2 separate regions of the Homo sapiens genome follow, and region 1 is linked to region 2. The links are chromatin loops, found by intact Hi-C in ENCODE. Cell type or tissue: IMR-90. All regions are shown on one strand. Links, peaks and the distances in the headings refer to the core of each region. The heading gives the core; the rest is flanking DNA. Region 1 has its middle 5.1 kb from the start of TBXAS1. Region 2 overlaps TBXAS1 (thromboxane A synthase 1).

Region 1 (2,912 bases), core at 107-2,606, 170 kb before region 2:
CAGGGGTGATCCTTGACGTCCCCCTCTTCTTCATCCCCACACTCAATCAGCAACCAAATACTATGGATTCTGCCTTCCTAGTGGTCTTAAAAACCAGCCCTCTCTTGCTCATTTCCACATCCACTGCCTTATTCAGGCTGTCATCCCCCACCTAGCTGACCCGCAGCCTCCTGGCTGGTCCTCATGTCAGGTAGAAAGCATCCAATCTGCCTCCTGAGTGATATTTCTAGAAGCCAATCTGATCACGTTGCTGCTCAATTTTACCTCCTGCTCTGGCTTTCCCTGACCCTAGCATGAAAGATGAACTTCTTGGTATGGCCCGCAGTGCCTTGCATATCTCCCCGTCCTCCCCACTCACCCCAGTTTCCCATGCCTTTGAGCAAGCGTCAGCCATGCTCCCTCCGACAAGCACATCTATCCTACTCTCTTCTGCTTGGTGAATTCATCTGCACAGTCTAAGCTCAAATGTCATTAGATTCAAACCTTTTGCCGATCTCCTGTCCTCCTGTTTGTGTCCGCTCTGTGCCCTGCATGTATTTGTGTGCCATCATAACTATAAGACGGACGGAACTTAGGTGATTATATGTCTATTTCCTTATCCTGGAAGGTGAGCTCCTTGTTGGAGAGATGTGGGGCTTATACACTGGGATTCTCATCTACTGCCAGGTCCCCAGTGATTATTCAATAAGTGTTTTCTAGAAGAAGGACTGAAGGAACAGAGGAGTCCTCCTAACCTGATCTCCCGCTCTCAGAAATGGAACAGAGTCCCTAAAAGGATCATATTGAAGAGACTGGACTGCATTGGGGGTAGCCAAGGTTTTCATGCTTCCAAAGGGCCCCTAATATCTTTTGTAAGGAGGTGAAGCAGACCCCAAGCTCATACCACCCGTCCTCTTTCTTCCCTCTAGCCACTCTGCACCCTGGAGGTAAACATCAGAATAAACGATATCATAACCGTGGGCTGGCTCGGTGAACTATGAGTATTCTAAACCAAGATGTGATCTTAGATTTAGTGGGAAAAAAACACTGCATGTAAAGCCAAAAGATTCGGGCTTGAGCCTGGCCTCTAGGTTGTGTTACATGTATGACCTCAGGTGGTCGTGGGACATCTCTGAGCTCCGGTTTTATCAACCTGGGAATGAAAAGTATTGGTCACTTACTTCCTGGGGTTGCTCTGAGGCTGAGTAAAGTTAGAGAATTTCTTGGTACTTGTATGGTGCTGAGGAAGCTCCATTGTCCCTTTACCCAGCATCCTTCATGGCAAAGAGAATGTGCCTGCTGACACCTCTTTCAGCCTCTGTTTCAGCCTCTGCCTCAGTCCTTGCCAGAGACGTCAGGCTTAGCACAGAGCAGCTGGGAGCCTTCAGCAGAGAAGGAAGGCACCACTTAGACATCTGCACGGGCAGTTTTTAAACATAGGGAACATGAAGGAAATACCACAGAATTTATGGAGTGAAAGCTTTAAAAAGAAACACAAGTCTGAAGTCAAAACAGTTGACTCAATTCTAGGGGAGATGTCTGCCTGGAAGTAGGAGTGGGGGAAAAAGACTTGGAGTGAGTGGAGACAGGGTAAGCAAAGCTCTGTGGGGAGCCCTACAAAGTGGGGCAAGTGGGCACCTCCCCGCATGGCTCGAGACGGAAAGTCGGTCCTGCCTGTACACAGGGTAGCACTTACCAGCATTTTGGAAACACACATCTTTGGGCCCAGCTGTTCCACTTTTAAGAATGTCGCTTGAGATAGCCTCATGCAAGGGCACAATAATATATACAAGGATGTCCACTGAAGCCTCATTAGAAGTTGAGAAAACTTGGAAACAACTCGAATGCTGTTTAGCAGAGGATAGGCTAAACAAATTACAACACGTCTGTACAGTGGACTGAAGCAGCAAACGGCGTTATGTCTCTAAATATGAACAGGAAACATATTCATTATACAATAAGTGAGAAAGACCAGTTGCAGGATGGCACAGGTATGATGATCTTGTTTCCATAAAAACTAAAAATATACATATGCCTGTGCATGCATGGAAAAATACAAGAGGATAGGAATTAATTTGTGACCAGAGTTTGTCAGTGGGAGTTGGGATTATAGGATATTTTCTGTACAGTTGTGTAGAGTTGATTTTTTCTTTTCTTTCTTTTTCTTTTCCTTTTCTTTTTTTTTTTTTTTTTTGAGACAGAGTCTTGCCGTATCATCCAGGCTGAAGTGCAATGGCGTGATCTTGGCTCACTGCACCCTCTGCCTCCTGGGTTCAAATGATTCTCCTGCCTCAGCCTCCAAAGTAGCTGGGATTACAGGCACCTGCCATCATGCCTGGCAAATTTTTGTATTTTTAGTAGAGACAGGGTTTTGCCATGTTGGTCAGCTGGTCTTGAACTCCTAACCTCTGGTGATCCACCTGCCTCGGCCTCCCAAAATGCTGCGATTACAGACATGAGCCACTGCGCCCAGCCTGAGTTGATTTTTTTTTAATAGACATATTAGTAAAAGAAAAATATACAGAAAATAGTGAAATTACGGGAAATATGGCAACTGTCTGACCTTCATCCTAGAAAAACCCTGATCAGTGTCCCTGTATTGCATCACAGGTACCAAAATTGTAATACATCCTTCATCATGCTACTGTCCCAGTAAAAACCCCGAGCATCTCTCATTTCTTCCCTTCCACTCCATCCTGGCTAATTTACTGTCCACAATTCACAGAGTATTGTCTCCACTCTGCGCAGCCACAGAATGGGTGTGGTAACGTCTCCATGGCATTTATGGTTTCTACAAATCACAAATCACATATGAAGGGCTCCAAGAATATTAGAGGAATGAGCCAGTTAACTCAGCGCCCATGGGGGAGCTGGCAACTCCCCAAGAAAGCTGGACATCTCCAAGCTGGCCACCAACATTCTATAGCCTCTCC
Region 2 (2,912 bases), core at 187-2,686:
ATTTCTTATCAATTGAACACTAAAAATCCCATCTAGCTATGGGATGCCTAGTTTCTCCTCCTGGATTTTGTGGTTAAACCCTTCTGTCTCCAATGCAATGTAGCAGTGAGCACAGCTCTGGACCCGCATCCCAAGGCCTGAGGTCTAACGCTGCCTCTGCCCCCTCCTTTGCTGTGCAGCTTAGGCAAGTCACTTCACCTCTCTGGGCTGTGGTTCCTCATCCATCCAATGGGAGGGTTGAACTGCTCTTTGTTTGCTTTGCTTTGCTTTTTCTTTTTCTTTCTTTCTTTTTTTTTTTTTTTTTTTTGAGACACAGTCTCACTCTGCCACCCAGGCTGGAGGGCAGTGGCTTACTGCAGCCTTTGCCTCCCAGGTTCAAGTGATTCTCCTGCCCCAGCCTCCCAAGTAGCTGGGATTACAGGTGTGCACAACCATGCCCAGCTGATTTTTTTTGAGATGAAGTTTTGCTCTTGTTGCCCAGGCTGGAGTGCAATGGCGTGATCTGGGCTCACTGCAACCTCTGCCTCCCAGGTTCAGGTGGTTCTCCTGCCTCAGCCTCCCGCGTAGCTGGGATTACAGGCACCTGCCACCACACTTGGCTAATTTTTTGTATTTTTAGTAGAGATGGGGTTTCGCCATGTTGGCCAGGCTGGTCTCAAACTCCTGACCTCAAGTGATCTGCCTGCCTTGGCCTCCCAAAGTGCTGGGATTACAGGCGTGAGCCATTGTGCCCAGCTGCTCTTCCCTTTTTACTGTCCTATGACTGGTCTCCCAATGCCAGCTGAGAGTGTTGGTCTGATCTCTTTTCTTCTAAGCTGGCCACACAAATGGACCTCAGTTACTCAGTAGCCCTTAAAATCTGGTACCAGTCACCATTTAGGCCTCTGGACATCATCCTTGGGCAAAGGAGGCTTTTTTTTTAAGCTTGGGCCTAGCCCTCCCCACTTATATCCTGGACTGTGAAAATGGACCGAGTGGGCAATAGGGAATTCAGGATGAGCTGGAAAAAAAGAAAAAAAAAACTCCTGCTGCAATAAATTACATCACAGTGGAGATCTCTTTCTACCCAGAAAATTCTGAGCCCAGACAATGGCTCATTTATTTCAGACAATATTCAATACAACAGAATTCCAGGTCAATAGAAGGATTTCTGCAGGTTCTTAGAGTTGGTAGCAAAGGGATTTAACCCACGGAGAAAAGAGAGCTGTTCAATAATAGATTCCCAGGCGTGAGGGAGGCCTTATTAATAAATCCATCGGTGGTCTGCTGAAAATGCTGCCCCCTCCCTTGCGGGCATCCCACCTGACGACAGTGGGGGACTGATGCACCCAGGGCCCTGACCAGGGAGGACGTTTGGGTAAATATTTGGGCAGAGATGGCTGCTGCTAGAATGGTGAGCAGAGCTGGGGAGCGCAGGAAACGGCCCCTTTCTCCCAGGCCCTCAGATGAGACATTTTTATAAACATCCAGGCAGGCAGCCTCTGAAGACTCCTGGGCTTTACAAACACATCTCGTATTCTATAGTCAGCTGAGACCATGCTTTGAGCATGGGCGGTAAGAGGAGCAGGAAGCAGGAGGGGCGGGGAGGGGTCTGGCACCAGCTTTCTAAATTTAACATGCAGTTGCTTTTAGGCCAGTGGATAAAAAATAAATTCCAGTGCTTAAAGCTCTTATCTTTGTTTACCATTTCCCCAAACAGCTAGTGACCTGCTCTCTGACTCCTACAGCAAATCATCAACAAGATGCACACGAAGATGAGGGATGGGAAATGCAGGAGGGGTGTGCGGAGGGCAAGTTGATGGCTCTCCGCCTTCCCGTCACGTTTATTTGGCCTGGCAGAGTGACCAGGATCTGCTAAGGTCATGAGGCTGTCCCTGGGTGGGTGGGGGCGTGGCCATGCTGCATCAGACCGGTCCAGAGGTGGAGGGCACCTTGGGGTCTCTCGTGTGGCTCTCCTGTTGATGAGGGACCTATGAATATCCCACAGCGACCTTTTCAGATGCTCCATAACCTCGTGTGAAAAGCCCCGGTGGACCTGGGCTTGCCTATTGCATTGTGAAGTTGTAGTCCTTTGAAAATCCTGCCCCACGTGGAGTCAGAATCTTTCTTTCTGGGACTGATGCCATGGGGCCTGGCTCCACCCCCACAACTGCATGGCACAGCACTGCCTTTTCCTTGGCCATGGGCTCACCCTGCAGATGGGTGATGATGCGCTCCTGCCTCCCTTCAGTTTGTTCTGTTCTCCCAAATTCTTTCAGTGTGCCTGGTAGAAGCAGTCTGCCAGTCTCCCCTCGCTCCCTCTCATTCATCCCCTCTCTAACTACTCATCCTGCGACCCCACTGACTTGGTTTTGGCCTTGTCCCTGCCACAGTTGACAAATATAATGGCGCGTCTTCTTCTTCATTATTATCATTATTATTACTGGCAATCATAGTCCACTCTGCCTCAAACTCCTAGGTTCAAGTGATCCTTCCACCTCGGCCTCCCGAGTAGCTGGGATTACAGGTGCACACCACCATGTCTGGCATTTTTTTTTTTTTTTTAGAGATGGGGTTTCACTATGTTGTCCAGGCTGGTCTCGATCTCCTGGCCTCAAGCAATCCTGCCACCTCAGCCTCCCAAAGTGCTGGGATTACAGGCGTGAGCCACCGTGCCAGCCATCAATGGTCTCTCTTAGTCTTGAATCTCCCAGGCACTGTCCAGGAGATCTGAGATGTTTTCCAGGGTCCCTTACTTTCCAGTTGCCCTGCCACCTTCCCCTGGGAAGCATTAAGGTTCAATGCTTGGCTCTGTGCTTGTTTTTCTTACCCCTATCCCAGAGGACTCATCCCCGTCTGTGCGATACCATCTCCCCACTTCTACGCCAAGCTGCTCACGGTCTCACCCAGGTGGGGTGGTGGAGGGGGCCTCC

The links. A loop is a pair of places that touch in the nucleus more often than their neighbours do. Peaks named below come from ENCODE experiments on the same cell type or tissue, not always from the same donor. Only the 100,000 strongest peaks of a DNase experiment are listed, where the experiment ranks them.
Region 1: it touches region 2 in a loop (2.8-fold over the local background); 7 of 110 quality-filtered maps call a loop at or near these places.

The regions. Positions count from the first base shown.
Region 1 is chr7:139,822,675-139,825,586 of GRCh38, forward strand. It overlaps a transcript of TBXAS1 not described here. Among named protein-coding and RNA genes, the nearest start is that of TBXAS1, 5.1 kb to the right of the region's middle. In IMR-90, for the core only: no CTCF peak of the experiment used is centred there; a DNase peak (open chromatin) is centred at 1,377; H3K27ac peaks cover 1,634 bases.
Region 2 is chr7:139,993,606-139,996,517 of GRCh38, forward strand. The region is part of intron 9 of TBXAS1 (thromboxane A synthase 1); the gene reads left to right. Among named protein-coding and RNA genes, the nearest start is that of PARP12, 68 kb to the right of the region's middle. In IMR-90, for the core only: no CTCF peak of the experiment used is centred there; a DNase peak (open chromatin) is centred at 1,566; H3K27ac peaks cover 1,470 bases.